Linked DNA regions of Homo sapiens: region 1 is linked to region 2. Evidence: chromatin loops called from intact Hi-C (ENCODE). Cell type or tissue: mammary epithelial cell. All regions are shown on one strand. Links, peaks and the distances in the headings refer to the core of each region. The heading gives the core; the rest is flanking DNA. Region 1 holds the start of LINC02957 (long intergenic non-protein coding RNA 2957). Region 2 overlaps LOC105379829 (a long non-coding RNA gene).

Region 1 (16,502 bases), core at 3,177-11,176, 51 kb before region 2:
ATCTGCAAATGCAGTTGTTTGGCTTCTCTATCATACTCTGGCACTGATGGTAATTGTGCCGTGTAGAAAATGCAGAATTGTTACGAGCGTCACACGCCTAGGCTTGTTGGCAGACGTGGGCCCAGGCTGGCTGGACGTGTTTCAGCCCTGTGTTTCTGCCGCTCAGGGAAGACAGCTAGGAACTTGATGCACTATTCACAAAGGTTTATCACAGGCCTACTGTGTGTTGAGTGAGCTCCAAAGGCTAACATTTCCTACTGGCTTCGGGTAGGATGCGCAGTGTGGCTGTTGGTCTCTCGGGTGGCCTGCCCGGGCTATACTATTCCACTGGGCACTGCAGGCAGAAGCATGTTTTACTTTTGTGGTTAGAATACCTCAAGTTTTCTATGAAACTCCAGGCACCAAGTTTCAGTACCCAAGGAAAAGTAGGGTGCCACACAGTGGCATGGACTGAAGTGGCCAGTGTTTTCCCATCCCATCATGGGATGGGAAGCAATTGGCTTCGTTGCTCCTGGCATCAGTCCCTCCAGTAACATAAGCTATTCACATTACAAGCAAGCAACTGGACAATGACACACATCTCTTCTCATTTTATTGCATTTGCTTTTGTTCTGCATGCACCCACACACACGCACTCATACACACACACATTCACACACACACACATATGCACATACATACTCTCTTTTCCCCCAGGCCTCTGAGTCCAAAGCAAGAGTTACTGACTAAACAAACTGGCTTTTCTTTCATTCTTTCTACATGATATGAAAGCAAATGAGATTATTTCTGAAACACACCAAAACTAAATTGCCAAGTGAGAGTTTTGCATAAAGTCCACATGTGAGGCAATATACATAATGTTACTTTTAAAGAAATTCCCGAAACTCTTTTCTTCCAAGATAAACAGTGTGTGTTTATCACAGATTCTAGGGGATTTCGATTCACTATGATATTCCAGAAGTATTCAGCTTTGCTCTTGCTTTAGTTCTATGCATCCCCTTACAAAGTTCTGTTTTGTTTTGTTTCTTTCTAAGTTTACCTATATCATCTTTTTCATCTTTCTACCCGTTGTTTTACCCAAAGCCCTTGCTTGGGGGCTAGAGCACGTTGTATTTGCAAAGATGGTCACACTAATATATACTCCATCCCATGACTCTTCCTACAGTGCAATGCTAGCCCCCACTGAGAGGTGTGAGGGAGTCTCACCCTCACACCTGGGGACACCCCTATTACTGCCTGGACCAATAGAATACAGGGAAAGTGATGCTGTGGGATTTCCAAGCTAGGCCGTAAAAGGCAATATGGCTTCTACCTGGCTTTCTTGGGTGCTTTTCCTTGGCTTCCAGCCACCTCATTGTGAGGAAGCCCAGCCTGCAGGGAGAGGTCATGTGTGGGTGTTCCAGCCAAAAACCGGAAGCCTGTGTGGACTGCCACACCCACCAGTTTGTTTGTTTTGTTTTTCATTTGGTGATTAGATTCTCCAGTTTATGTGCCTGCAGATGGTCCCTGCTACTGCTTCGAGTGGCTCAGCGGAGACTCCAGACGCCATGAGGCGGCGACAAGCCACCCTGCCTGAATTCCTGACCCACAGGAACTATGACAGGTGATAAAAAGTCATTATTTTAAGCTGCTAAATGTGAGGGGAATTTGTTAGGCTGCCATAGATAACCGATACAGGACCTCTTGTATCCCAGCCGAGTGGTTTAGCTGCCACGTACAGTAACCTCAGGAATCACCGAGTGGAGGTTCCTCAGCTCTATTTCCAATTTCCTCCTTTAAAAATGTGTCTTTTACGGTCCCCTTTACTAGCCAGTTATGAAATTGCTGGACAATACAACAGATCTAGATATGTGACATACATTTGTATGACTATATGTTCATATATAACATATATATTATTCATATACCTAACAGTAATATAGAGAAGCAAAAGGAAAATAATTCTTCATAAAATAACATGAAATTCAATATATGGTCATTTCTTCTGCAATGTGTTCCTAAAATCACTTGCTATGGAATTTTGCATAATAAAAATAACAGAGCTTGTGGGGAAATGAGGTTAGTGACAGAATACCCAACACCTATACAGTAAGTTTTTCATGACGTTCATAGGCTCTTGGAAACAGTGACTGTAAGCAAAACTGCATAGAAAGAAACCAATTTCCCTATAGGCTAATTGATATCCACAAGAGTTAAGTTCCTGTAGCATATTTCTGATAGCAAAAACATCACCAAACTTCTAAATGAAGACCCAAACACTTGTAATATTAAACATTAAAACAATAAAATAAATGTAATATTAAACATTAAAATAAAAGCTATAACACATTTAAGACAAATTAATAAAAACAAGTAAGAGAATTGTTTACCTGCTTATTCCAGTTCAGGGTTGAGGGTGGCCGAAGCCTATCTCCAAAGCTTAGGGCGCAAGGCGGGAACCAGCCCTGAATAGGACACACTCCCATCGCAGGGCGCGTGCACACCACCTGCACTCACTCATACTGGGATGTGTAGACATGGCAGTTCACCTCATAGGCACACCTTTGGGATGTGGGAGGAAACAGGAGTAGCCAGAAAAAACCTACACAGACCTAGAGAGAATGTGCAAAGTTCACACAGATGGTGGCCCCACCAGGGGGAATTCATTTTTTTTTCTCTTCAACATTATAACAAAATGACTTTGAAATAAAATGATGTTATTCCAGGACCTGCTATATAATTTTGTAATTAATTCATTACAAAATAAATAATAAACTTTATTAAAATTCTGCCATAGTTTGAGACACCTTAAATTCTCAGTCAATAAATATATATGTATATATATATATGCATGTAGGTATATATATATATATATATATATACGTATATATATATATACGTATATGTATATATATATATATACACACATACATACACACACACACCATTTACCTTGACAAACACATGCAGTTTGGAGGGTGGATGTGGTTTTGGAGAAGGGGTGTGTATTAGTCTGTTTTCATGCTGCTAATAAAAATATACCCAAGACTTAGTAATTTATAAAGGAAAGAAGTTTAATGGACTCACAGTTTCACATGGCTGGAGAGGCCTCACAATCATGGTGGAAGAGCAAGGGACATCTTACATGGTGGCAGGCAAGGCAGAATGAGATCCAAGTGAAAGAGGTTTCCCCTTATAAAACCACCAGATCTCCTGAGACTTATTCACTACCACGAGAACAGTATGGGGAAAACCACCCCCATGATTCAATTATCTCCCACTGAGTTCCTCCCACAACACATGGGAATTGTGGGAGCTACAGTTCAAGATGATATTTGAGTGGGGACACAGCCAAACCATATAGGGGTGGATGGAAAGGCCTGTCATTTATGGAATGAAATATTTCCATACAAGAATGGGCATTGGCCTATTTTGGTGCCTTCTCACTGGTTTAAAATAAAAATTCTGCTGCATTCAGTGGTAGTTTTCATCTTCAACCCACTGCAAGTAATTTTTGGCCATATTTCAGACAGCTGATAACTCTACTATTTCATTTTGTTGTTGCTCTCAAAGCCACTTCCCTGATGTTGTGCAATGTGGATTCCTACAGGTGCGATGCTTTTGCAATATCACGTGATCTTTGTGTTTCCAAATATTTTATTATATCAAGCTACTCCTCAATATTCAAGGCTTTTCTTTGACATGCATACTCGGATTCTTATAACCCAAATGATTGCTTATGTTTGAGACTCTGTAATGGATACTTCTATCAAGAACATCTAACACTCAGGAGACCAGCTCTGTGCGCTTGCAGGGCTCACCATGGGCCAGCTTGGTAGCAGGCGGGAGCACCTCAGCAGGAGACTGCTTTGAGCCAGTGGCATTTCTCATGCACACCACCTGGTGTTGCAGCAGCATGAAACTAACCCCTCATGGAAAATGGCTGGGCTTTTCTGTTTTTCTGTTTTTGTTTGTTTGTTTTGTTTTTCATTTGGTGATTAGATTCTCCAGTTTATGTGTCATGTATTGTGATGGTTAAAGATGGCTGTAAATTCCTTGCCATGCCCACTTTGAAAAGTGGAGCCTCTTTCCCTTCCCTTTGGATCTGGGCTCGACCTGTGATTTGCTTTGAGCCATAGAATGCAGTGGAAGTGACGCTCTGTAACTTCTGAGGCTAAGCTATTCCACACTGGGAACGTTGTCTCTTTGAACTCCCACATAATGAGGGGAGAAGCCCAAGCACCATGGAAAGGCCATTTGGAGGGAAACTGAGCCTCTCCAGTCTGCAGCAAAGTGAAGCTACTAGCTGACGTGGTTGGCAAGTGCTGTGTGCCCCATCTTAAATGTCCCAGCCCAGTCAGCCTCTAGATGACTGCAAGTGACACTATGTGGGTCAGAAAAACCATCCTGCTGATTCCAGTCAACTTACAGAACCATGAGGCACAATGCACAGTTTTGTTGTTTTGAGCTACTATTTTCAGGGTGCTTTGTGTATGCTACATAATTGAAGCAGCATGTGAACAAATTCTTCACAACATGTGTTGTAATAGAAGAATATTTCAGGCCAATATCCCTGATGAACATTGATGCGAAAATCCTCAATAAAATACTGGCAAACCAAATCCAGCAGCACACTGAAAAGCTAATCCACCATGATCAAGTTGGCTTCATCCCTGGGATGCAAGGCTGGTTCAACATATGCAAATCAATAAACGTAATCCATCACGTAAACAGAACCAATGAAAAACCCACATGATTATCTCAATAGATGAAGAAAAGGCCTTTGACAAAATTCAATAGCCCTTCGCTAAAAACTCTCAATAAACTGGGTATTGATGGAACGTATCTCAAAATAATAAGAGCTATTTATGACAAACCCACAGCCAATATCATACTGAATGGGCAAAAACCGGAAGCATTCCCTTTGAAAACTGGCACAGGGCAAGGATGCCCTTTCTCACCACTCCTATTCAACATAGTATTGGAAGTTCTGGGCAGGGCAATCAGGCAAGAGAAAGAAGTAAAGGGTATTCAGTTAGGAAAAGAGGAAGTCAAATTGTCCTTGTTTGCAGATGACATGATTGTATATTTAGAAAACCCCATCGTCTCAGCCCAAAATCTCCTTAAGCTGATAAGCAACTTCAGCAAAGTCTCAGGATACAAAATCAATGTGCAAAAATCACAAGCATTCCTATACACCAATAACAAACAAACAGAGAGCCAAATCATCAGTGAACTCCCATTCACAATTGCTACAAAGAGAATAAAATACCTAGGAAAGCAACTTACAAAGGATGTGAAGGACCTCTTCAAGGAGAATTACAAACCACTGCTCAACGAAATAAGAGAGGACACAAACAAATGTAAAAACATTCCATGCTCATGGATAGGAAGAATCAATATTGTGAAAATGGCCATACTGTCCAAAGTAATTTATAGACTCAATGCTATCCTCATCAAGCTACCATTGACTTTTTTCACTGAATTGGAAAAACTACTTTAAATTTTATATGGAACCAAAAAGAGCCAGCATAACCAAGACAATGCTAAGCAAAAAGAACAAAGCTGGAGGCATCACACTACCTGACTTCAAACTATACTACAAGGCTACAGTAACCAAAACAGCATGGTACTGGTACCAAAACAGATGTATAGACCAATGGAACAGAACAGAGATCTCAGAAGTAACACCACACATCTACAACCATCTGATCTTTGGGAAACCTGAGAAAAACAAGCAACGGTGAAAGGATTCCCTATTTAATAAATGATGTTAGGAAAACTGGCTCGTCATACACAGAAAGCTGAAACTGGATCCCTTCCTTATATCTTATACAAAACTTAACTCAAGATGTATTAAAGACTTAAATGTTAGACCTAAAACCATAAAAACCCTAGAAGAAAATCTAGGCAATACAATTCAGGACATAGGCATGGGCAAAGACTTCATGACTAAAACACCAAAAGCAATGGCAACAAAAGCCAAAATTGACAAATGGGATCTAATTAAACTAAAGAGCTTCTGCACAGTAAAAGAAACTATCATCAGAGTGCTCAGGCAACCTACAGAATGGGAGAAAATTTTTGCAATCTACTCATCTGACAAAGGGCTAATATCCAGAATCTACAAAGAACTTAAACAAATTGACAAGAAAAAAACAAACAACCCCATCAAAAAGTGGGCAAAGGATATACACAGACACTTCTCCAAAGAAGACATTTATGCGGCCAACAAACATGACAAAAAGCTCATCATCGCTGGTCATTAGAGAAATGCAAATCAAAACCACAATGAGATACCATCTCATGCCGGTTAGAATGGCAATTATTAAAAAGTCAGGAAACAACAGATGCTGGAGAGGATGTGGAGAAATAGGAATGCTTTTACACTGTTGGTGGGAGTGTAAATTAGTTCAACCATTGTGGAACACAGTGTGGCGATTCCTCAAGGATCTAGAACTAGAAATACCATTTGACCTAGCAATCCCATTACTGGGTATATACCCAAAGGATTATAAATCATTGTACTATAAAGACACATGCACATGTATGTTTATTGCGGCACTGTTCACAATAGCAAAGACTTGGAACCAACCCAAATGCCCATCAGTGATAGACTGGATAAAGAAAATGTGGCACATATATACCGTGGAATACTATGCATCCATAAAAAAGGATTAGTTCATATCCTTTGTAGGGACATGGATGAAGCTGGAAACCATCATTCTCAGCAAACTAACACGAGAACAGAAAACCAAACACTGCATGTTCTCACTCATAAGTGGGAGTTGAACAATGAGAACACATGGACATGGTGGGGGTGGGGGGGCGGGCATCACACAACAGGGCCTGTCAGGGAATGGGGGGCTGGGGGAAGGATAGCATTAGGAGAAATACCTAATGTAGATGACGGGTTGATGGATGCAGCAAACCACCATGACACTTGTATACCTATATAACAAACCTGCAAGTTCTGCACATGTACCCCAGAACTTAAAGTATAACAAAAAAAAGAAGAGAGAGTATATCACTAGGAGACAAAGAGATAACTATTAATAGATTATTGTAACTACTTAAAATAAAAAGGTTTAATTTGAAAAAAGGAAACCAATATTCAACTAAAAATTTGTTTCTATATTTGACATTTTGAAATAAATACACACACACACACACACACACACACACACACACACACACACACACACAGAGATAATCATTTTGAATGCCCAAGTCATGAATGCAGACTGATGATACAAGTGTTGTTTTTGTGACTCAAGCATCACAAGTAGTTTGGTCATCAGGAATGTGATTTTCTAAAGTGATGAGCCACTCTTGGTAAAGTTCCAAGGAAAACAGAGCACAATCTCTTCTTAATTTACACAATGGATATATTCTTGGAAAAGTCAATGAATTTTAAACCCATGTAAAAATATCCCTTCTATTTACATGTAAAGAGTTAGATTATTGGCTCAGATCATTATAAGCAGGTTGCTCCATCTATGTGAAAATCCAAGTGGGCATTCAAAATTCATATGGGATGAGGGGAAGTTTGTTATTTTGTGGGATGTCTAGCATCCCTATTTTCTTCCTACCAAATGCCAGAAGCACCCCCAATTGTTGTAGCAAATGGTTAAACTCAGAGTCTGATTCTGTCATGGCTTAATTACAAAGCAAATTGAATTCATTAACTCACAATTTGTCTTTTGTGAAATTTAGAGCACTGACTGGGAAGAAGTGGGATTTTGAAAACTGGAGTATGGACATAGGAAGAGATGCAAGCAAACTGGGGGCCTCAAACCCCTAAATTCTACCATGTCTTCATTGACAGCTGTGTAGGAAAGAGTTTTAACAGAGCAAGGCCTGAGAATGCTCTCCTTAGAAAGGTCTGCTTATAAGGTTGAGCCTTGGTTGATTTCTGGGAACTTGGATTTTGGGAGAGTTTCCCTATTCCCTAAATGGCAAAGGTTGCTCACGCTGTTTAACCTGATTGTGCAAACAATTTGATCTAGGCTGAGATTGATTTTCCTTCTGGGACTCTGGAATTTTGGTATGTGCTAAGCAGACAGTGGTTGTGTGAACAGCCCTCAATAAAAACCCTGGTCTGTCTCTCTGGTAGATGATATTTTACAGGAGTTGTCACAACTAGATGCTGGAGAAATTAGTCCAGGCTCTGTGACTCTGCAGGGAGAGGACTCTAGGAAGCTGTGCCTAGTTTCCTCCAGACTTTGTCCTATTGACCTTTTTTCTTTGCTGATTTTGCTTTTTTATCCTTTTGAGGTAATACATTATAACAGTGAGTACAACTGTATGCTGAGTCCTCCTAGATAATCACTGAGGTGGGGAGTGGTCTTGGGGACCCCCAGTACAACAGTAGAAGCAGCTTCTTCCCCCTGCCTGAGGTTATCCCCCCTTTACTGAAGACTTATGATGAGCTTTTCTGACCTAGTGACCCTATAGGCACTGCTGATCCTCCTCTGGACCTAGAGACCTATCGTGAGGCTCAAGTCCCAGTAGATCCTAAGGTGAAGTACAAGTTGTGACCCACAGAGAGGTGTGATGGACACCAAAAGAACTATGTGATGTTTCTAGCTTATAGTGACAGAAACCTGGGGAATATGTGTGGGAATGGATCTTAAGGGTGTGGCATCAAAGTGGAAGGAATATAAAGTTGTATCAGTCTGAAATTACTGATACAGGCTCACTGAGAGTATGGACTCAGTGTTTTAAAGTGATGGGTTAGAAAGGACTCTAATAGTTTGATTGGTTGACTGAGATATGTGTGTTAAAGACTCTGCCAGTGAAGTCTCAGAAAAAAGTGAGGAGCATTATAGAAAAAGCTGAATCACTTTAAACAGATTGCTAGTAGAAATCTGGACTTTAAGGATACTACTGACATGGGCCAAGAAGGAAGTGAGAAACACGTTATTGGAAACCTGAAGAAAAGAGATCCTTGTTATATAATTGCAGAAAGTTTAGTGAAATTGTGTCCAGTTGTTACATAAAAAGCAGAACTCATAAGTAATAAACTGGAATATATAGCTAAGGAAATTTCCAGGCAAAGTGTTGAAGGTGCTGCTTGTTTTTTTCTTGCTTTTTATGTTAAAATGTAATAGAAGAGAGACATATTGAAGGAAGACTTATTGAAGGGACAACGACTTGATAATTTCAAAAGTTTAGCCTCTCCAGGTGGCAAAAAATACCCCTAGAAGTCAGAGATGGATGCCAAAATTATGACATAGAGAAAAGGCTGAATATGTGTTTGTGCAGCTCTTTGCTGAAACCCTGGAAAGCTCAGAGGTCTTGTGTATTCAGCCACATAATGACTCTTCCAAGGGATTAAGAGTGTTCCATGTAGATCTTCTAATCAAACCAGAGAGCCTCTGGGAAGCTTAAAAACACTGGTGTTCAGCACTCCAAGCAGAAGCCAAAGATAGAGAAGAGATTATTAGAGAAAGATTTGTGTGTATAGCTTTTGTCTAATGCAGAGAAACCCAGTGAAAATACACACAAGGCCCACACACTTTAGAAAAAAACATTGTATTAGTGGAAATATTTTAGCAAAACAGATTAGCAGAAAATAAAGATGCCAACTAGGACTAAATGGAATATAGATATTACAAAATGGCAAAAGCAGACTGATAAAATTCCCCAGCTGCAAACACCTGTCACCTTTTGTGAAAAACGGAGCATGACTCTAAGAGCTAAAGCAGGAGCCCAGAAGTTGAAGATGAAAGCCCAGAGCAGCTGAGAGACACAGGTTACCTGGCTTTGAGACCTGGTGGATTTTGCCCAGCTGGGTTTCAAAACAGATTGAAACAAATGACTCCTTTTTACCTTCCATTTCCCCAATTTTGGACTTGAGTTCTATAACTGTTATTCTTTCCACCATTGTGTGTTGGGAGTATTGGAGAAAGATACCTTGTGTCTTTTATTTCACAGGTGTGTAGGTGGAGACAAATTGTGCCCCTGGAGCTGTACTTAATGGGTGACACTCAGAAGCTTTATCTACACCTGATTCAGATAAGTAGATAATGAGTTTTGGGCTTTTGAGCTGGTGAGATTCTGGACTTTATCTAGTGTGATAATGGGATGAGACTGTTGGAAACCTTGGGGAGCAGGTAAATGTTTTCTGCAAGTGAGAGTGAATTATGGGGCCAGAGTTTGTACTCTGGTGGACAGAACTGTAGGTGGCCCTAATGATCTCTGCCCCCATTGCAGCATCCATGATTAGGTTAAGTGATATAGCAAAGAAATCCTGCCTATGTGGTTACGGTCACTAATGAGTTGATGTTAAAATAAAAATATAATCTGGGTGGGCCTAACCTAACCATATGAGCCCTTTAAATATAGAGTTTTACATAGATGGACCTGGAATCATTATCATAAGTGAAATAACTCAGAAACGGAAAGTTAAATACTGCATGTTCTCACTTGTAAGTGGGAACTACACACTGGGTATGCATGGACATATAAAGTGGAATAGCAGATGTTAGAGACTCCAAAAGATGAGGAGATGGGAATGGGGTGAAGGTTAAAAAACTACCTATTTGGTACAATGTTCACTATTTGAGTGACGTGTACGCAAAAGTCCAGATTTCACCATGATGAAATATATCCACATACATGTAACAATACTGCACTTGTACCTCCTAAATCTATTTTTTTAAAGTGGAGTTTTATCTGATTGGTAGAAGAAGAGGAAGTCAGAGAGATTCCAAGTATGAGAAGTATTTGATGAACAATTACTGGCTTTGAAGATAGAGGAGGCCATGGAGCAAAGAATGCAAATGGCCTTAGGAGCTGAGAATGGCCCTTGACTGACAGCTAACAAAGAAATGGAGAAGTCAGTCAAGCAATAGCAAAAAATGGAATTCTCCCATCAACCTGAACAAGCTTAAAAGCAGACTCTTCCTCAGAACCTTGGTTAGAGCCCAGCCCAGCCAAAATTTCAGCCCTGAAAGACCCTAAGTAGAGACCCCAGTTGAGCCCACTTGGACTTCTGACCTACAGAACTGTGAGATAATGAATGGAAGTTGTTTGAAGCCATTAAGTTTATGGTAATTTGTTACACAACAATAGCCAACTAATAGACTCCATAATCCCAACAAACAACCTTAACTTCCATAAACAACTATTTATTGAACACTTACTGTACTTAAGGTATATGAAAGGGACATAAAGAGATAGCAACTATAAAAATGTAATTAGCTAATATTTATGGAGCAGTTCTACAATGTGCCATATAGTCTCCTGATTATGTGTGAATTATCTCATTTAATCTCCACAATCTGTGAAGGATGTAGTAGTTTATTACTAACAAAGGAGTAGAAACATGAAGGGTACGTAGATTGTCTAAGGTTTATTTATAAAACACGACAGACAGTAAGCACAACCAGTATAATTTCCGTATTTTCTGGGGTAGTGCTGATTTAAAATATTCGGTCTTCTTGCCTCCTGATTGCATTTATAATTGTCAAACCACATTCCTGGGTCTGTGGTTCAGAAAATATGGTCATCCTGCTTATAAAATAAAGACATATGTACCATAGGAGCCCTGACTCTCAAGGCAGCCATCTGTGTCCAGTGCAATGGGTCAAACATAGAGTGTTTCTTTAGTAAACACCACAAACTTGCTGTCTGCATGCTTCCTTAGAGGACACAGCGACTAATTGATGGTCAAATGGCATCCTTCAGTGAAGATTGGGATTGGGCAAAACTGGGATAAACACTGGAACCTGTTTTAGTTATCTATTGCTGAGTCATAGGAACCTCAACAAGCCAGTAATGGCTTAAAACTCATGATTTTGTGTGTCTGAAATATTTCAGGGGCTTGTCTGGGGTGGTTCTTCTCTGCTCTGCCTGGCTAGGACTGTCACTTGATGCTGCTCCTTGCTTTTCCCTCTCCACGTGACATCCTCATCCTTCAGGGCCTGTCAGTGGAACCTGGACTACTCACAGGTTGGTGGTCTTCAGATCGCCATACCTCTTTCATGGCGCTTGGCTTTCACAAAGCAGGAAGTGAAAGTTCCCAGACCTGTTAAGGACAACCACGAGTGGAACAGCATTCTCTCTGCTGTGTTCTATTGGACAAAGTGGTCAAAGGGTCTGACCGTCACATTGCAGGAGAATCTGTGGATTGGGAACATATTGTTGGTGTCATCTTTGGAAAATACAGGCCACTGTAGTGTTCCTTGAGAAATGTTATTTCTTCAGTCGCAGGGATATACTCCCGTTCTGAGAGTTAGGAAATAATGGAAATAAACTGAAGAGTAACAATTCAGACACACGTTGATGAGAACAGAGCATTTTCTTCCTGGGTTTCCCATTATATAAACACACAGAGGATCAGGTCATTATGGAGAGTGTGGGCCTACCAACCAGAAGGGTTTTATACCTCTTCTTAACTGCAACAGCTAGTTAGTCATTGCCTGCCAACTACCTCGTATCTGATCTTCCATCAGTTCTGGAGAGTTGCTGGAAATGTTCCCAAGCAACTGTGGTGCTGTTTCTGCAGGTAGAGGAGGGAAGAAAACAAGTAATGACCATTGAATTTTCCCTTTATTTTATATACTTATCACTATCATGCCATGGTTATTCATGCCACCCACAGCAAGTCCACACACATGTAAGGGAGAAGATTTTATGACATTCCTGCAGCCCTCATCACAGGGGGCTTGTCCTGTCCAGTATCTTCATCCTTTTGCATATAAGGACTGCTAACTGGATGAAATAGGCCCTGTTAAACCAGAGATAATTATTCATTTGAGAAAGACTATCATGTCTTCAAGTTATGCCAACATATGCATCAGATGCCAGCAGTTGCGTGATATATTATACTTGGTTCAGATTCAATCTAGATACTCTACATTTATTTCCTTATTTCCTGCCAGGAGACAAGGACTAGTATGATTTTCTGTCATGAGCTTCAGGGGAAGTTTCCATATTAAATGTTGTTATCATTTATATTAATTATTAACATATTAGTACATAATATATCATAGTAATATATTAAAAATATTGGTATATATTATTTTGAAATTACCATTTGAAATTATTTTGAAATGTGCATTAAATTGATGGTTATATGGAGCCAAGGTTCCTTATGCTTTTCTACATTAGTAGGAAGTTTTGGAACCAAATTTTTGGACCTCCTGGGTGTATAACATAGATTATCTCTCACTGTGCTCTGTGATCTTGTGGAGGTTGATGGCCTAAGAAAGAAACAGGATTGGGCTAACAGAAAATACCCTGCTGGAATAGGAAGATGGGGAGCTCACAGGGATGTCCCAGACCTCAGTACTTCTGCATAACAAACACCCAGACTCAGAGGCTTAAAATACAAACAATCATTCATTTTGATTGCGAATCTGCTTCACAGGTCACCCAACCTGTTACTGTCATCTTCTAGAATAATGTGGCATATTCAGGCTTTTTCAGAACCAATTAAAGTTGTCCTGAGGGGTTCAGTAAACATATAGCAGTAGGCTAAAAAGTATTAATCAAGACTGTGCCATGAGAACATCAGGCCAGCGGTTATCATGTAACTTGGATTTCCACACTCGTATTCAGCTTAAAATTATTCATTCAATTTTCCTTTAAGGGCACCTATATTTTAAGGGCCGTGGCTTCTCCTTTCTGGTCTGATAAAATAATAAAATGGTCACCATATTTTAATCTGGGTGCTTCGATGGACCTAGCGGAGGAACCTCCCCATTCCCAGCAGCATTATGATGTGGTATGTGTGAAGCCAAAGGCTGCAGGGGATGCCTGGAGACACGTGTGTGTGTGTGTGTGTGAGTGTGTGTGTGAGATTGTGTGTGTCTGTGGCTCTGCCCAGTGTAATTATTAGCTTGGAAATTACTCTAATCTGGTGAGTGCCAATGCAGTCATTCAATAATAAGTCAGAGAATATTTGGACAGGTTGAGGAGGAAGTTGACTCTGATGTCAAAAAGAGTGTCAAGGAATAGGAAGCCCACAGAGAAAGATGAATGTAGAGAAAAATATTTTTTCAAGCACAAAACAATGAATGATGTAGGAAATACATAAGATTTGTGCTGGGTTAAACGGGTGCAAGAAATAAGAAAGCATATGTTCAGGACCAGACACAAATTATAGGCAACACTGCTTCCCTTCTAGCTTCTACTTTTATATTCCCAATACGGCTTGATAAAAATGAGTTTCTCTTAACAAAGTTAAAGAAAAATTGAATTGTTGATTCCCATTGTGTTTTCCCCATGGCAGTTTAAAATAGATCATCTTCTACTTCCTTTTGTAACTGAAGAAGAAACACAGCTGGATTTGGGACTTGTAAGGGCAGGTTCTGACAGTCAGGACAGTGAGTGGATGAGATGAGATAATTGTTTTCTACACATTCAGACAGAAACCATGTGCCTGTGAATCCACCGTGAAAAAGCCGAGAAGGGAAATCATTTGCTCAACTTAAGTGTGAGACATCTCCCAAGATAAGGTGTTTCCAGTCCCAGAACCCACAGGAACATATAAGTCCCTCTGGAAGAACTGTCACATGGCCAGACCAGAGCAGGCATCATGTAGATTTTTCCAGAATAGCACGCTTAAGGAAAAATCAGTGCTCTTACCTATTAGGGAGGAGAGCTAATAGCAGCAAGGGTTAGTGTGTGCATCGACAGGCCACGTAAATCTGGGCTATGTGTTGGACCACATACATCTTCGTAGTAGAAGATCTTGCCCTATTTGTCCAGTATGTATGACTATCTAGAGAAAGGTTCAGATCTCCGGGGACGGCAGGGAAAGGAACCCTCTGCTGGACCCACAGCTCCTCCTACTGTGAGGTCTAGAGCAGGGCTGCTTGGCCTCACACTGGTAGGTGTGGAGCACGTACGAGCTCTACATCCTCACTCTCCATTCCTCTCTACACTCACATGGCTCCCACATCCGCTGACAAGAACCATCCTTCCAGATGAAACCCCATGTTCTTTTTTTTTTTTTTTTGAGATGGTGTCTCGCTCTGTCACCCAGCCTGGAGTACAGTCGCATGATCTCAGCTCACTGCAATCTCTGCCTCCCGGGTTGAAGTGATTCTCCTCCCTCAGCTTCCCAAGTAGCTGGGATTACAGGCATGCACCACCATGCCTGGCTAAGTTTTGTATTTTTAGTAGAAACGGGGTTTCACCATGTTGCCCTGGCTCGTCTGGAACTCCTGACCTCAGGTGACCCGCTGGCCTCGGCCTCCCAAAGTGCTGGGATTACAGGCGTGAGCCACCGTGCCTGGCCCCCCCATGCTGTTTCTAAAAGGAGGTGTAGCAGTAGTGTTTTCTCTCTTTCTTGATCTTGGATGATTCATTGGCACCCCTTAATGATTGGAACCCAAGGAAGTTCTCTGAGAGCCATTTACTAGACACCAGTATAAATTTTAAACTCAGGAAGGAATTGGCACTTCCAGTTGTATTCAATGTATTCATTGTTGATGCAGGACAGCTATAAATAAATGAGATTCTGGAATTCCTATGAAAATGGGATCTCTAAGAAAGATTCCTAACAACTGGCTTTGGAGACGAGTAAGTGTGTATTTTCACCTTTAAGTCCATGAGCTGCAGGGAGCCACTTCATGGGAGGATTTTGATGACATTTTACTTTGTGCATGCTCATTTTAACTGTATGACATTAAAACAGCAATTACACATATCAAAAGAGAGAACGGATAGCACTGGGGACCAAAAGGCTCACTTTCCCACAAATAGTCCCTTCTTCTGGATTTCATGGGTACCCATTAGTACCAGAATTTCCTGGGTTTGGCTATGGAAAGTTTCAAGTATATATTACATATATATTATAAGATGAGGACAACTTGAAGCCACTACCTGTCGTCAGTGTGTAAGGAGGGAGGTAGTTTTTCTTGGGAGGGTGGAGGTGGGAGGTAGCCCAGGGAAAGGCATGAAGGGCAACAGGCTGGGAGGAGGGAGGAAGTGCAGTCAGCCTTGGAACCTTAGACAGACTGAGTGCTGCATCTGGGCACAGGCGGTCAGCCTGCACTGACTCCTGAAGGCAAAGCAAGGGAGGGGAGAAGCATGTGGCTAAACAGAGAAGGGGAGGATTCTAGCCAGAACACACTGTTTGCTTTTATAAATGCCAGGGGTGGTGCATTGGTAAGCACCCTGCACAGAAGAATGGGGTGGGAGGGCTGGAGGAATACCTGGTCCAGTCCATCCAGGAGTCCTCCCATACCTGCATTCCCTGCCCATGATGCGATTTGATGCTCAGCCTACATCAAATAACACTATGTGCTGAATGGGAAATGAGAGGAAAATACGAGGAGGCCTTATTATTCTTCACAATTTTGCCTATGTCCAATTCCATTCAGCATGATTGCTTTTGGTGCCCAGAGAAGCTGAGTTTCTATCAAAAACATGTATATATAGGTGAGTGTATCTGTGTGTTTGTACATGTATGTATATGTGTGTGTATACATGTATATATAAGTATATGAAGATGGTGGTGTTCCTGCTGGCATCCTATGGCCAACTTGACTTCAGAGTACCCAGGG
Region 2 (16,502 bases), core at 4,328-12,327:
TGCATGGAGACCAAGTCAGGGAAACGATGTGGCATAACAGCTCAACCAGGCAGGCAGGGATCAGAGACTGTGGTGGGTATCTTATGGTGGCTCCACGAACAACCAACAAGAGGAATAACTCAGCAGCTTGTAGCTGTTTGGAAGCAGCAGTAGCAAACAGTCTGGAACCCTGGCCAGCCACCCCATCTACAGGCACTGAATGTAGAAATGCTTATGAGGGAAAGTGGAGAAGGAAGCGTGCTCCAGAGGGTTACAAAGGAAGTAGCTGCGGGGTGATGGAAGATTTGCAATCCAGATTTTGAATGGTCCAGACACTTTCCTCCCCAGACTGCATGGCCCCCTCGTCTAAGGATGATGCCTTATTTCTGGGCTTTCTCACGTCCTGTTTGTTCAGGTGAATTTCCCAGCAGTTCCTACTGTCTTCTGTGGTTTTCATCTCAAAATACCAAAATACCAAGACAGGGATTTCTAGTAGTGGGGCAGGCTGAGGGGACAATGCAGCAAGGAGATTGCTCTGAGAAGTTCAGGAAAGGTGTTGAGGTCAGAGCCAGCCTTCCAGGAAGGTAACTGGAGTGCCCAGGCCCTGGGCAAGCCCATGGCACCTCAATTCTCCTCCCATTGCACATTTTTTGGAGGAGCTGTGTCCTTTAATGTTAGGTCCCTGGGACCTGAGACTTATTTTGGATCTCCCACCTCTGAGGTTTATGAGCATCACAGTGTTCATAAAAATGCCTAATCTTAGGGAAAACTTTCTAAGCAGTCATGCTGCAAATGGAGAACATGTGCTAAAACTGGTAGAGATTTGATCACTAGTAAGCTGTTGGTCAAATTGACAAACAAGGGAAAACTTTTACAGAGATACAGAAATATTTTCCAAGTTATTTTATTGCTCTATGCATTTCTGAATATATGCATTTGATTATTCCCATGTATCCGTGATGGGCTTATTTTCGTGGCCCTGATGATCCCTGATATTCACCGCCTTGTGCTGTCCTTCCCAGTGACCTTGGCTTTTGACTTGATTTGGCCAGTGGATGTCAGAAAGCATGGCCCAGGCTTGATAAGAGCATGCAGGTTGGGCTTATATTCCTGGGACACCCTCTCTTACAGTGCTGAGCCTCAGGTAAGGAAATTCAGTTACCCATCTGGGAAAATGGCCACATGGAGAGAAAGGATGTCCAGGCAGCTCCCAGCCAAGTGAAGAAGCCATCCTGGATGTTCCAACCACATCAGACACTATTACCCAGCCCAGCTGAGCTCAGCCCAGATTGCCAAGTCATGGGGAATAATCAGTTGTCATTGTTTCAATTCAGTAAATTGTAGGGCTGTTGTTTGCAATAACAATAGATAGCAAAGACAGTGCTACTTACACAAACTGAAGCAACATTACTTATCACAATATACGTATATATAACAAGAAAGAATCAAATGAATCACTGAGGAAGTTTTATAGAAAAATGAGGAGTAGAAGAAATAATAAAGCCCAAAGTAAGTTTGTCTCACAGAAGGGCTTGCAGTTGCATCCTGAATGGTTGCAGTTGCATCCAGGTAGTGCTTAGCTTTGTGTGCCGAAATCAAACCCAGAGACATGATCAGCCATGAGATCCAGCACCTAGAAGGAAATGCAGCAGCGTCTATATGTAGACACTCGTGTCGATGTTGGCATGGAGTGTAAAAAACCAGGCAGAGCCTATTCCCAAAGGCTTCACTGAATGAGGGTTGAGTGTCAATTTTCCTTTTATCTTCTCTTTATGGTGAAATATAAAATACAACCAGAAAAGTACACAGGACCAAGATAATTTATCCACAAAGTAAACCTGCATAACCAGTACTCAGGTCGAAAGGATAACTTTGCCACTCCCAGAGGACCTGCCCCGAAAGGTAACAATTATCCCAACTTTTATAGAAATCATTTCCTTGCTGTCCCTTAGCAACTGAATAGTTGACTTAGTTTTGCTGGGTTTTGATCTTTATCTTAATGAAATTGTGCAGCAAGCGTTCTGGTGTATCTGGCTTGCTATGATGTTTAGCTGTAGATCATTCTTGTGTAGTTCCATACCTAGGAATACATCTTTATTATTGATTTGCATTTGGATCATTTTCAATTAGGGGCTGTAGAAAGCACTGCTGCCACAAGAATTGTATTTACCTCTTGGTGTACTTGTCCATGCAATGCTGTTCGGAACCGACATACCCAGAGGTAAATGTGCTGGGTCCTCCATTCTTCATGACCTTGGTTTTAATAATTTACACCAAGCAGTCTTTCCAAGTGGTTGTACTGACTTAAACCCTTTCCAGGGTGGTAGGGCTCTATAACTTTACACCTCAACCAAAGCCTTGGTGCTGCCAGGCTTTTTTGTGTTGGCCATTCTGATGCATGGGGCATGGTGATTTTCATTTAATTTTCCTTGATTACCTATTCATATCTTTATTGGTCATTTGAAGTCTCTTGTTTCATTTTCTACATGGTTGTCATTATCTTAATAATTTGCAGAAATCTTCTTCAAGTTAAACACACTACAAATATCTCCTCCCACTTTGCTGCTTACGTTTTTCTTTCTTCCTGGTGTCTTCAATGACTAGGGGGTCTTAGAATTATTGTAGAATAATTTATCAAGTTTTTCCTTGTATGGGTCATGCATTTTACTGCTTGTTTAATTAGTCTTTCTCTAGCCAATGTTCAAGAAGATATTCTTTTACATTTTTATTCAAAAGATGTGTTCTGACTTTCATATTTAGACCTGCAAATGTGTGTGTGTGGTATAAGGTAGCAATTTTCTCTTATTTCCATATGGATCTGAAGCAAAGCCACTACCACTTATTGAGAAGATTTTTCTTTCACGACTGCATGGCCATCTGCCTTGGACATAAATAAAGTATCCCTCTCTACCACACTTCTCCTTGGCTTCATGCTCTGTTCCCTCCTTGACTTGGGAGACTGTTCTCTGAGCCTGTTGAACCTGTTGCCCTGCTTCTCAAATGCCCTCTTAAAACTGTAAAATGCCCCCAGGGAAAAGCAGCCCCAATGCTGAGCTCACCTGTTGGGATCTCCATCTTTACACAATCCTGGCTTTACTTTATTCTCTATTTTTAGTTTTCTGATGCCCTTAGACTGATGATTTGATATTTTATTCTGCTTTCATAGTGTCCTCAGCAAGAATTTTGCTTCAAATAACCGAATTCATCATTACCAGAAGCAGAAGTATGGTGAGACAGTTTTTATTTTTTATTTTTATTTTTTTTAGAAAAAAGGTCTCTGTCACCCAGGCTGGAATGCAGTGGTGTGATCATAGCTCACTGCAGCCTGGAACTCCTGGGATCCTCCCATTTCAGCCTCCTGCGTAGCTGGAACTACAGGTGCATCCCACCATGCCTGGATAATTTTTTAATTTTTTTTTTGTAGAGATAGGGTCTCGCTATGTTTTCCAGGCTAGTCTTGAACTCCTGGCCTCCAGCAAGAGTGATTCAGTTTTAAATAAAATTTTCAATATCTTTGGACATGATAGGAGAAATTGTGAGACAATACAGGCCAATGGGAAGACTTTGAAATTGAGCCTAGGTTAGCATCAGTGTGGGAAGGAATCCAGGATGTTTAAGACTGAGAGGGAACCTCTAAGAGTCAGAGCAGGTGTGCCTAGCGGAAAGAAGGCCCCTGGGTCCAGGGATGGTGTTTCATTGGTGGCAGGTACTTCAAAGCTTGTTTAAGCAAATAACATGCAAATTAATTTAAAATAGCTTAAATGAACAAAAAAGTACATTTTCCCACAAATAACAAATTCTGGAGTCGGTGTGATTCCAGAGTCAATTAATTCATCAGCCTGCCAATATCATCAAGAATGCAGGTCTCTCTATCTCATGCTGGTGTTGGTCTGTGGTGGGCTGCCTTCCTACACACCACCTGCCACTGTCCAGGCACCATGTCCAGCCACAGTGGTGGAAAGTGAAGTGGTCAGTGCCATCCCTTCCCCTGCCCTCTTCTCAATAGGAAGGACAACCTTCCTCAGAGGTCCTTTCTGCAGATGTCCCCTCATGTCTCCTGGATCAGAATTGTCTTTCCTGTCACACCTAATTCAATCACTGGCAAAGGGAAGAGGCCCCATGCTTGACTCCAACTCCTATTATTCATCCTTTGAGACTGGGATGTGCCCACCAATGTCTCCCAAAGAGCTGCTATGAGCTCCTTTAGGTGGTGGCGGGACGGTCCTTATGTTTGAAGAATGCATGGATAGGCAAGGAGAGGAACGAGAGGCTCCTGGACACACAAAGGCTTGTTAATACAGTCCAGGCCAGAAGTGAGGGCCCTGAGTGCATGGAGAGAAAGGGAGATTGGGTGGAGGGATGGAAGGAGGACAACAGAAAGGAAAAGAGCCTGATGCCACCAAGCAAGATGTAGAGAGACCTGAATGCAGAGTTGCTTCACTTCTAGGAAAAGTATTCTTAGCCTTACCTCCCAGTTCTGTTTTCATCACCTGGGCAGCTCCATGGGGACAGTCTAAAGGGTTCTGGCCCTGAGCTGCTAACACTTTTGTGCAGGCAGTCCAGTTCTACTCCCAGCTTGCAGACCCAGAGGCTTGGGAGGTGATGGGATTAGCTCATGTTGAACAAAAGCAGGGGGTGGCTCTTAAGCTGCACTAGCCATAGTGACAGCCCCAGTGTTACTGGATGGAAGGTCTTGACTGTGAGTTGTCCAGGTTCTTGGCGTGTTGAACAAAGAACTCAGCAAAATGCACAAGCAGAGCAACAAAAGAACGAAGCAATGAAAAACAAAACAACAAAAGAAAGAAGTGACAAAAGCACAGATTTAGTGCAGTGAAAGTACAGTTCACAGAGTGGGAGCAGGCTCCAGCAAGCAGCTCAAGAGTATCCCCCAATTAGGGTTTTTATTAAGCCAAAAAAATCTGGCAACACCCCTAGGTGCTCTTTAGACGCCTCCAATTGGTTGCACCCCATGAAGGATTGGCCTGAGACCAATCAGAGGCTGAAGTGGAGACCCTGCCCATGGTCAGAGGCTGAAGTGGAAACTTCTGTCAATACAGGAGTGAAGATGTGGTCCACACACTGCCGAATCCTGCCCAGAACTGGCTCCACCCGCCTTTCCTTTGCTTATGACTTAACACTTGGTTGCCCTAATTCCCTATTCTCCTGTCTCACCAAGATCATCCAGATTGATGTGAGCCCTTGTATAAATCAAGCCTGAGAGGGGCCCCTGGTCCCTCTCTGGCCTTTTCAGACACAAGCATACATCAGGGACAGCAGCAACCCCAACAGCATGGGCATGTCTGGAACCAGGGAACCGTTTGTGCCTGAACTTAGGTTGTGACCACTTTGGGTGTAGCCTTCGGGGCAAACTGAGTTTCCAAAGGGTCGACCTGCCTGATTCTTTCACCCTCTAGCAGTTCAGGTCCTCCCCGAGCATAACAGAGTCTCATCTGGGGCAGTTCGTGACTCAAGGAGTAATTCTGGTTCAGAGGTGCCCTAGCAAAAACAGGAGCATCAAACTGCACCATTGCTTTAATTTGGGCTTGCAGGCAGACTGTCGGGGCTTGAGTTGAACTGGTTCTCTGAGATTCTAGCTAATTGGATTGAGAAGGGGCACATTCTGCATGTTCTCCAACCTGGGGATCAGCTGGATCTTGATTCTATGCTGTTCAATTCAGCAAACTCTCCCTGGGAGCACACACTGCTCCATGCACCTGGAGGATAGCATGTCACACTTGCCTCATGTACCATGCAGACCGATGGACTGGCCACCCTCTCCCTATCCTCCATATCCCAGGACCTTTACAGAACTTGGTATTCCAGGAAGTAGACCAGTTCCCAGCAAACTTTGTCTGTACAGGGCGAAAGAGTAAATAATTTAGGCTTTGAAGGTCATAGGGCCTGCATTCCCACTACCCAATTCTGTTGGTGTAGAATGAAGGCAGAAATAGACAAATCATGAATGAATGAGTGAGGCTGTGTTCGCATAAAACTTTATTTACAAAAATAGGCGGCAGGTTGGATTTGGCTCCAAGATATGGTTTGCCAACCCCTGATCTAAATTACTCAGCTATCCTGTTTTCTATGAGAGAAAGAACTTGACAGAATTGTGCACTAATTGTTCTTTCATCATCATGCACTATTTGATTTAAACACTTGTTAATGATGGTTTTTAATTGCCATTTTTAGTAAATGTAATGCATTATATTTTAATCTTTTTCTAATTGGCTAAAAACAGGAAAAGGCAGTCTCAAATCCTTCCTACCAGGTAAGGCATTTGGGTTTTTAAAAATTAATTAATATATTTTTAATTCACAAATAAGAATTGTGCATATTTATGTGGCACAATGTGATGTTTTCATCCATGTATACATTGTAGAAAGGTCAAATCAAGCTGATTAACATATCCGTCATCTCACCAACTTTTATATATATATTTTTTGTGGAGAGTATGTTAAAAAATCTATCCTTTCAGCATCTAGTCTTTTGAGTGTGATTTGCTGCCTAAGTAACTGCACTGGAAATTTCTAATGGAGCCACGCAGTGGGTGAGTCAGCCTCTAATCATTGTTTCTGTTTTTGTTTGCACTCTAAGAGAGTGTGGACTTTCGGGCTTGTCACCCACTCTCTTTATATCCACCAGCCCTGCACTTTTCACGGTCGCCACCTACACAGTTCGAAGGTATGCTCAGGGTGTCAATCAAATGTCACCAAAGAAGAGCAAAAAGCCTGCCTGAACCTTCATGAGGACAGTTGTGTTTAAGCCCAAAGCATGGCACTCCTCATTTGGCATCGATACTTAAATCTAAGCTGAGCGTTTTTAGAGAAAGAAGAGACAGCCTCTGTTGTTGGGATGCGGTCAGTGCAGTGTACAGTGTACAGTGTACAGCATTTGCATGAGGGTACAAAATCATTGCCATAAACCTTGGATGAAGTGGTATGGGGGAAGGTTCTTAACATCAGCAGGTTGGTGAAGAAAGTCAGCAACTAACATTAGAGAGAGCTTGCTGCACCCTCAGAACTGCTCACTGAGAACTGAGCAGTGAGTTCGGGGGCAGGCAATCCAAGTTCAGGTCTTTGAGCACTGTGACCTTGGGCAAGTCATTACATTTTCTGAGTCTCTCTTTTTGTAAAATGTGAACATGATGGATTGATTGCAAAAATGTCCCCACTTTCCATCCCTTCCTTGCGTCCTTTCCCGTGTGACTCTTCAGCTCCTCCTGTTAAGAGGCAGAGTCTAACTTCCCACCCCTTGAGATGGGATGCTTCATGGCTCACTTTGTCTAACAGGATGCATAGTTCTGAGCTGGGCCTCCTGAACCTGGTGCCCTTTGCCAGCTCTCACTCCTTGGTCTCTGCCTGCAAACAAGTCTGGGCTGGCCTGCTGGGAGAGAGACGGTGTGTGGAGGAGAGCAGAGGCGTCCCAGCTGACTGTGAGCCACGTCACCAAAGCACACCCTCTCGCTGACCCCCAGCTTCCCAGACAGGTGCGACATGAGGGAGCACAGCCCAAACCACAGTAACCGCCTGGCTGCTTTCAGTCGAAATTGCTGATCAGCTGAATCATGAGCTAAATAAGTGGTTGTTTGAAGCTAGCAAATTTGGGGATGGTCTTCTTTGCAATAATAGCTGTTACAGGGGTGCTGACTCTCACTGTATCTCAGAATGTTGCGGGGAGCAAACGAGGCCATGTGCGTTAGAAGCTTTGTGAATCCTAAGCAGTACACAAATATAAGCTGCCCATTGATTGCATAAATTTCTATCAGTATTAAGACCAAGAGGAGGATGCAAATCAATATAAAGAGCCCCTTCACCCCGCCGCTCAATACATGCAGGAACTCGCTTCTGTCTTTCTGATATCTCAGCCATGTGCAATTCTCTCCAGCTTCACATACTCATCACTCGTGCACCCACCCCATGTTTACTGGCTACCTACAGCATGCCAGGAACAGCTTTTGACACTGGGGATGTTAAGGTAGGTGGGGTAGAGAGGCAAATCCATAAATGACTAAAACAGTGAAAAATAGCGATGTAAAAGGCAATGCAGAAGACAAGTGCTATGGGCAGAATGTTTGCTACCCCCCTCACTCATATGTCAAAGCCATAATCCCCAGTGTGACTGCATTTGGAGACAGGACTTGTGAGGAGGTGACAATGGTGGAATGAGGTTGTAAGGGTGGGACCTGATCCCACAGGACTGGTGCCCTTATAGAAAGAGGAAGAGACACCAGCACTCGCCCCCTTTCTCCCTTTCCCCTGTGTGAGTACACAGTAAGAAGGCAGCCATCTGCAAGCCAGGAAGAGAGCCCTCACCAGAACCAACCCTGCCAGAACCTTGGTCTTGGACTTCCGGCCTCCAGGGTTTTGTTGTGGCAGCCTGAGCCGACTGAGACAATCAGTACAGGGAGACGCAAAGGAGTCATCAGGTAGCTTCTTTAGGAAAGGTGGTCAGGTGACCATGAGGTGAGGAGAAATGAAGGAAAGAAGCCAGATAAAATCCACGGGAAGAATGCTCCAGAAAGAAGGACTGCCAGGGGAAAGGTCTGGTGGCAGGTCCAGCTGGGGTGCACTCTGAAGGCCAGGGAAAGCAGTGGATTTTACTCTCCAGGTAACAGGAGCCCACAGGAGCGCCTGAGGGAGGAGTGCTAGGATGGAATTTATGTTAGGCCCTTCTGGCTGCTGTATGGAGCCAGAGAGGAAGCCTGGGTGCCTTTTAGGAGGCTGCTGCAGTTGTCCATGGGAGAGACAACCCATGGGTTGTCCATGGGTGTGGTTTTAAGATGGAGAAAAGCAGGTCAATTTGGGATAGGTTTGAAGGTGGCTGTAGCAGGTTCTGTTGAGGTATATTTTGGGATATAAGAGGAAGAGAGGAATTGAGGATGGTACCTCTTTTCGTGATGTATACATAAGGCTATCAGAATACACAGGGCTTTTGTGGGTCCTAACCATGGGCTCTTTAACACCTGGAGGATGGTAACACCAAAAGTTGGGAGCTGCTGAGCTCCTTGGGGTCCTGCTACTCTGTCATCGACTGGTGGAGCAGGTAGTGTTACTTACTTATTTTTTACTGCCAGAGATGGTGCCACGTCCTACTAGCATCACTCTTTTTAATACATGGAAATAGGGTGAAGAGATTTATATGGGCATTGATGATCTATTGCCATGCAAAAAGTCACCCGTAAACAGTGTCTACAGGTTAGGAATTTGGGATCAGCTTGGCTGGGTGCTTCTGTCTCAGGATCTGGCTCATGCAATTGCAGTTGGATGTCAGTTGGGGATGTGGCTCATCTGAAGACTCATCTGGGGCTGAGGATCCACTTCCAATGTGACTTGCTCACGTGGCTGGCACATTGATGCTGGCTGCTGCATGAGGGCCCCTCTCCTCTCCTTGTGAACCTCTCCACAGAGCTACTTGAATGTCCTTATGACATGGCGGCTAGCCTCCCCAGAGTAAGTGATCCAAGAGACCAAGGTGGGGGCTGCAAGACCTTTTATGACCCAGCCTTGGAGGTCACACAACATGATCCTGCCACATGCAATTTATCACAGTAGGCCAGCCTCAATTCAGTGCAGGAGCAAATACCAAGAGGCAAAGTGACCACAGCATACTCTGATTTGCCTAAAAGGCAAATAACATTGTCACTACTGGCTGGAAGGGCACTCAAATGACTTGTCTGTGGTGTGATTTATCCCCAGGTCACCCACAGGGCTGGATTTGAGTCAGACCACCTGTGTCCAGTGCTAGCTCTTCCCACTTGGGAGAGGCATTTAGCCTCTCAGGGTCCTCGTCTGTGAAATGGGCTCTGACTCCTGCCTTGTGGTGTGATGTGAGATTTGGGTCAATTGCTGACACAAGCTGGTGCCTGATAAGTGTTCTTCACTTGCTCCTCTTAGCCAACTACTGTTTGCTGTGCAGCACAGACTTGAGCACAAGTCTTTGAAATGAGTACTTTGATTACTATAGACCGTTTAGTAACCTTTGCACCTTGTCTATGTGGAGATTGAACGGGTGGATTCTTTTCTTGGCTTTGCCTGACACCTCTGGAATGATAGGCACTGGAGAGAACATCGCTCAGATCCACACATAGGCACACGTGGGCACGTGCGTGGCTGCAGGTTCAATACGGGCTAGCTCTGATTTTTGCCAACTTTCAGATATGCCTACAGATTAGATGTCAGTTATACAATTTGGTTTAAATTATTTTCAATCAGCTTTATGCTGTAGAAGCTGGGAGCCACAGATGCTGTTGGTCTTAACGTGTTCTACAAATTAGTTTGTAGGTCAGGGTAAATAGTGATTCAAAACCTCTTTGTCTCAGGTGGGCATTAGGTAAGTTTCTTTAGAGCAATGTCATTAGTATCTCCTCCACATCAGAGGATGTTTTTAGACACCTTGGTTTAGCTTGTGTGGGTGAGATGGGGAATAACATTATATCCCCCCAGTCTACAATGCCAGAATGGGTCCATTTCAATGAAATGCAATTCCTGGGTGGCCAACTAAGCTTAAATAGAAGTCAGCCACACTCTGTCCGCCACCCTACCCTTGGGCCCTGGCTACTCTCATTTCAACAGCCTCATAAAGCTGCAACGGGGGACAAACAAGATCTAATTGGCACTTTGGTTTTCACAGTGAATTGGTTGTGCTAGATACGGCTGCCAATAAAAATTCAGATTAAACATTCTGAAGCCATCTGTATGAAGCCTTGATGTTCCTGCCAAATATACTCATGGATCTAAAGATAAGTTATCTGATCCAGTGGCCTTGGCCATCTTAATTTACTTAATTATACAGTTGAACTCATTGTCAGACATGGGTGCAGTGATGTGAAGGCTGCCATGGAGTGATTCACATCGCTCGTGAGTTGGGTAATAATAAGTGGTTCTGTGCTGCAAGTTTGGGGTCTACAGAGTCTGGTTACAACAGGCAGGTGTCTTCATCTTATTAAATGGTCAATGTCATGCTCCCTCTTTTCCTTAAATATTATTTAACTCAAAAGCTACCTCTCAGTGGAATACTTGAAGTTAATTGAATTACTGTGTTGTAGTCGGCTCTGCTGCCATAACAAAGTACCACACGCCAGGGGCTTAAACAACAGGAATGATTTCCTACAGTTCCGGAGGCTGGAAGTCTGAGATCAAGAGGTTGGCAGGGCTGGTTCTCCTCAGGCCTCTCTCCTTGGTTTACAGATGGTGTCTTGTCTCCATGTCTCCTTATATTGCCTTTCCTCTGTGTGTGTGTCCTAATCTCCTCTTCTTATAAGGACACCAGGCCATCCTACGGACTTCATTTTAATGTACCCCACTCTTTAAAGGCCCTGTCTCCAAATACAGTCACATTTTGAGGTTCTGGGAGTTAGGACTTCAATGTTTGAACTTTCGGGGGAACACAGTTCAGCCCATAGCACTCTGCTTAATCCGTCCCAGCACTATATTTCAACCATGCAGAAAAACTTTTAGAAACTATTATTTAAACACGTAGTAAGGCTATTGCCTCCATATGATTTGGTCTCTGATGGATCCTGTAATTGGCTTGTCCTGGGGTTAGAAAGAGATGAATTCTGGCAAGATCCCAGAGAAAGGGATACCTGAATGGGCAGGCCGCACCTGTGCTAAAGTCTATGTGTGTCCAACCTCAGCATTCATACAAATAATCGGGAAACATGTGAAAGCACAGACTCCTGGGCCACCCCTATGGTTGCTGCTTCAGAAGCTCTAGGGAAGGATTCTAAAATGTGCATTTCTAGCGAGTTCTCAGATGCTGTGATGTGGGCCCACTACCCTGAGCAATACTGGGGTAATTCATGCCAAAGAACCAGGCAACACCCCAGCAGAAGTAGCCACGGGCAAGAGGGTCTTAAACAAGGGAAAGCAAGTGGCTTTCTCCTCCTCAGGCACTGACTTTATAGCTGAATGCTTTGTAACAATTGTTAGGAAAGGAGGACAACATGAGGGAGTTCTAGTAGATGCTAGGCACTGAGCGGAGTTTAGCACTGGCCCTTCAGCACCTGCCATGACAACTAAAGAGTCATCCGACTGTCAGTTACTTACAAGGTGGAACATCCTTCAGTCTTGGTGGACAGTAAGCTTCAGTTTACTCTCTCTAGGTTTGGGAGATTGTGGGGGCTCCACACCCTGAGAGTGGAAGGAACATGGAGCAAACCCCACCCAGGACTTTCCCTCAGAGGTCTGCTCTGCTCCACATTTGCTTGAAGGTAAGAGTTTGGGAAAATCTCCCCCACCGGTGAACTCGAGGGTCCCCGGGTGTTTATCTCCAGGTGCAGCTAATATTACTAATGGAATTACAGCTGACCCTTTAACAACATGGGTTTGAACTTTGAGGGTCCACTAATATGCAGTTTTTTTTTCACGCAAATGTGGATAGCAGAGAGACAACAGTATTAAAAATTGTCTACTGTTTTCCAGAATTGAAGGGTGAGTTAGGAAGAGAAATGATTAGTGCCCTTTCTGTGTAATCTGACTAGAACATTGTAAAGCTGTAAAACAAGGTGCTCTGTTATCCGCGGACCCTTATCACCAAGGCGAGGAGAAAACCCAGTGACTCCACTTTCACCTCCCCCACTGGTGACTCCAGGTTCACATTCCGCACCAGAGGCACCAGGTTCATCTTCCCCACCAGAGAAACCAGGCTCATCTTCCTGACCGGTGACACCAGGTCCACCTTCCCCACCAGTGACTCCAGGCTCACCTTCCCCATCCAGGTCCACCTTCCCCACTGGAGACACCAGGCCACCTCCCCAACTGGAGACACCAGGTCTACCTCCCCTACTGGAGACACCAGGTCTACCTCCCCCACTGGAGACACCAGGTCCACCTCCCCCACTGGTGACTCCAGGCTCACCTTCCCCATCCAGGTCCACCTTCCCCACTGGAGACACCAGGTCCACCTCCCCCACTGGAGACACCAGGTCTACCTCCCCCACTGGAGACACCAGGTCCACCTTCCCCACTGGTGACTCCAGGCTCACCTTCCACATCCAGGTTTACCTTCCTCACCTGGGACACCAGGTTCACCTTACTCCAGGTTCAACTTCCCCACTGGTGACTCTAGGCTTACCTTCCCCACTGGAGACACCAGGCTCAACTTCCCCACCAGTGACAGCAGGCTCACCTTCCCCTCCAGTGACACCAGGTCCACCTTCCCCACCAGTGGCATCAGAGACATGGGGCCCCACTCCCCACTGTGACACTACTGACCCCTTACCCACCAGTGTCACAGGCTTCCCTTTTCCAGAATTGGCCCAGGCCTTCCTTCCCCACTGCAGTGAGAGGGCAGAGCTCCCTGGGCAGCCCTTCCCATCACTACTTCTCTAGGCTCCCCTTAGAGACCCTGCTAAGTGATGGCCCCGCTCACAGAAGTGTCCCAGTCACTTGCCTGAGATTCTTCCATCCTTCCCATGGATGACCCTGACTCTAGAAGAGAGAACATAGTAAGCCAGACAGTTCTGTCCAAGCCATCCCCAGTAGGGGCTGAACGTCCAGTCCAGCATGTTAGGGGAAGTTATTTATCAGAGGACGGCGCAGGCAGCTCAGTCTGTGTTGCTCTGTGGTTCTTGGCATCAGGACCACATGCCGAGAACCACAGAGCAACACAAATGCCGAGGTCTTTGAGCTTCCCACTTCCCCTGGGGGTGGGTGGTGTCTTAGTCTTTCCCATCCACATTGCAGCAGGGTTTGATCCAAGTGGGAGGAACCTGAGGATAACCAAAACCCTCTACCGATTCCCTGCAAACCAGGCCATGACTCCTAGTCCCCCAGGCTGGTACCCAAAGCCTGCTCTGCATCATTGCCCGAGGTTTTTCCTGGGTGCCTCGGGAGCTTGTGCACGTGTGCAGGTGACCCAGAAGTACCAGTTGTGTAACTCACCAAAGGCATCCTCAGCCAAGGAGTGACAAGAGGGAGTAGATAACCCCAGAATCCCATCTTATGGTAGGATGATTTAGGGCAAAGTCCAGGTCACGACTTGGAAGGTCCCCCGGGCACTGAGCCCAGTTGCCCCAGCAGTGACCTGTTCCTGAGTGCACACTTTGTGGCATCCTTTCTATCCCTGTCTTGCATTTCCTCTCCCTGCTTGGGTTTCCCAGATCACTGCTCAAGTAAACCACCTGCTCTTTTTTTTTTTTTTTTTGAGACGGAGTCTCGCTCTGTCGCCCAGGCTGGAGTGCAGTGGCGGGATCTCGGCTCACTGCAAGCTCCGCCTCCCGGGTTCACGCCATTCTCCTGCCTCAGCCTCCCAAGTAGCTGGGACTACAGGCGCCCGCCACTATGCCCGGCTAATTTTTTGTATTTTTAGTAGAGACGGGGTTTCACCGTTTTAGCCGGGATGGTCTCGATCTCCTGACCTCGTGATCTGCCCGCCTCGGCCTCCCAAAGTGCTGGGATTACAGGCGTGAGCCACCGCGCCCGGCCAACCACCTGCTCTTGAGTCCTTGTTGTAGCATCTGCTTTGGGGGACACCTAAACAAAGATGAAAGCTTGGTGTGGAGCTCTGGAGAAGACATGTAGTCAGTGTCCAATAAGTGATAGCAATTATTACCATCACTGCATTCTGGAAATGCCTTATATCATAATATGGTTAGTTTCATAACCCAGTTGTAGAAAATTCCAAAGAAATGTAAGGACCTGATTCCTGGATGGATTTTATACTTAAACTGTGCTTGTACCTGTCTAATGCTCAATTCTCCAAGATCTGAGAGACCTCACCCTCCTTGTGTAAACCGCCTGGCCACCTGTCGCTATGAGTCACTGCCCCACAGCTTGTGTGGGATGAGGTTAATGTCGTGGCACCATGACAACAGCACATCTCCGTCATGCTCAGTGGAAAAGCCTTCAAGGTGGAACAATGCCAGACTCACGGTCAGCATGGTGGGCTCCCCAGTTAGTGGCCACGATGTCTTTCTGTGGTTTTGTTCCCAGGAGACGTACATAGAGATGCTTATAGCCTTGTTATTGCAGAGCTAGCTTTTATTGAGTACTTGCTTCTCAGGCAGCTAAAGTGCTGAAGGCCTTCATGAAGATTTTCTCTTAATTCTCACAATGCCTCCCTGGCATTTAGTAGAGGAGGAAAGCAAGGCATAGGGAAGCCAAATACATTGCTTACTGAATTCAAGTTTCCAACAAAACCTCTTTCTCCTGGTTCTGTCCCCACAGCCTTCAGTTCCCATTGCCGTCTAACACACAGTCACATTTGCACACACATACACATCCTTGCTTTCTCTCTCATCCCTTTAGAAACCAAGAAGGGAGACTTTGGCTCACAATGGTTATGTTCTGAATTATTCCAGCTTTCATTCTTGAGACATGCTGCTCGATTTTGGAGATGTTATACCAGAATTCAGTGGAACTTGGGGGCAAAAAAATAACATAAGGGCAGTGAGAAGTGCCATCCCAGCAGAGCACCAAGGACGGGGTGAGCAAGGGGTCTGCCCTGGCGCAGGCTAGAAGGGGGCTCATCATCTGTGGGGGATTTTAAAACAATAATAAAACCAAGCACCAGTGAGCCTGCTCTTTATTGTCACTGCACACTAGGAATTCCCCACAATGTCAATCATGACATGCTCTTTTCCCACAAAATCTTTTCTGGTGAGAGTTCTGAACAATTGCTGCAGTTACCAAAGCTTCAGTGATAGGTACATGAGCTTCAGGTGAGCATGTAGTCATTACTGATAACTTAATAAACACCGTGTCAGTTCAGAGAACTCCCAGCAATATGGTCATCTCTGACACACATGGACTGAGCTTCCACAGGCGCATCATGAGAGACGTTTGTCAGGGCCCTGGATCATTCAAGCTTGCTTCAGGCACTGCTGGGATCCTCAGCCCTACGGAGCTACACATTCCTGTTCCTGCATGGATGCAGCAGATATGACCTACGCAGCGACTGCACAGTGAAGGTAAAGATGAAGAAACACATCGGAGTTCCTTCAGTGTGACCACTTGGAATCTGCATTTGTGTTTAAAATTCCAGACAGCGACATAGGGTTAGAACTGTGAGGTGCACCATATTTATTAGGTAAGTTCAGATTTTAGCTCATGCATATTTATTTCATGTCATGATTATTACTGACAATTTTGTCTTATGGAAGAGAGGAGTGTTGGCAGTAATCAGGGTGTCAAATATGCCAGGTCTGTCTGCTACATCACACTATAACAGGGGCAGAAATTCAGGTCCTTTTTGGGTTTTGTTTTTGCATACAGTTTTCCCACACCTGAAAAGCAGATGGTATATTACACATACTGTTACGTTTTCTCTTGCCAAGGTGCAGGTGTCCTTTGTGTGTTGTTAAACCCTCACAATATATACTTTATGCAAAGTGTACATCCCAGTCAAGCCCATAGGAAAGGCATTACCCATCGACACTTCTGAAATCTTCTGCCCCTGTGGTTCTAGCAATACAAGAATGACTGCTTGAGAATCTCTAGCCTGGCATCTCCAGGCCCCTGGCTTTCTTCTGTGCTGGAGACAATAGTGCTCCATAGGACACTCCTTTGTGGCTGGCACCCACA

Evidence for each region. Peaks named below come from ENCODE experiments on the same cell type or tissue, not always from the same donor. Only the 100,000 strongest peaks of a DNase experiment are listed, where the experiment ranks them.
Region 1: a loop joins it to region 2, with 4 times the contacts of the local background. A loop is called at or near these places in 2 of 110 quality-filtered maps.

What each region holds. Positions count from the first base shown.
Region 1 is chr9:90,983,685-91,000,186 of GRCh38, reverse strand. LINC02957 (long intergenic non-protein coding RNA 2957) reads right to left here and starts at 3,149. Exons shown (of 4, transcript NR_184139.1): 1 at 3,067-3,149; 2 at 2,370-2,541. In mammary epithelial cell, for the core only: no CTCF peak of the experiment used is centred there; a DNase peak (open chromatin) is centred at 7,256; H3K27ac peaks cover 1,090 bases.
Region 2 is chr9:90,933,663-90,950,164 of GRCh38, reverse strand. LOC105379829 (a long non-coding RNA gene) reads left to right here. Exons shown (of 4, transcript XR_001746828.2): 2 at 12,083-12,190. LOC105376143 (a long non-coding RNA gene) reads right to left here. Exons shown (of 3, transcript XR_001746829.2): 3 at 15,856-15,939. Among named protein-coding and RNA genes, the nearest start is that of LINC02957, 55 kb to the left of the region's middle. In mammary epithelial cell, for the core only: no CTCF peak of the experiment used is centred there; DNase peaks (open chromatin) are centred at 6,554 and 7,354; H3K27ac peaks cover 2,351 bases.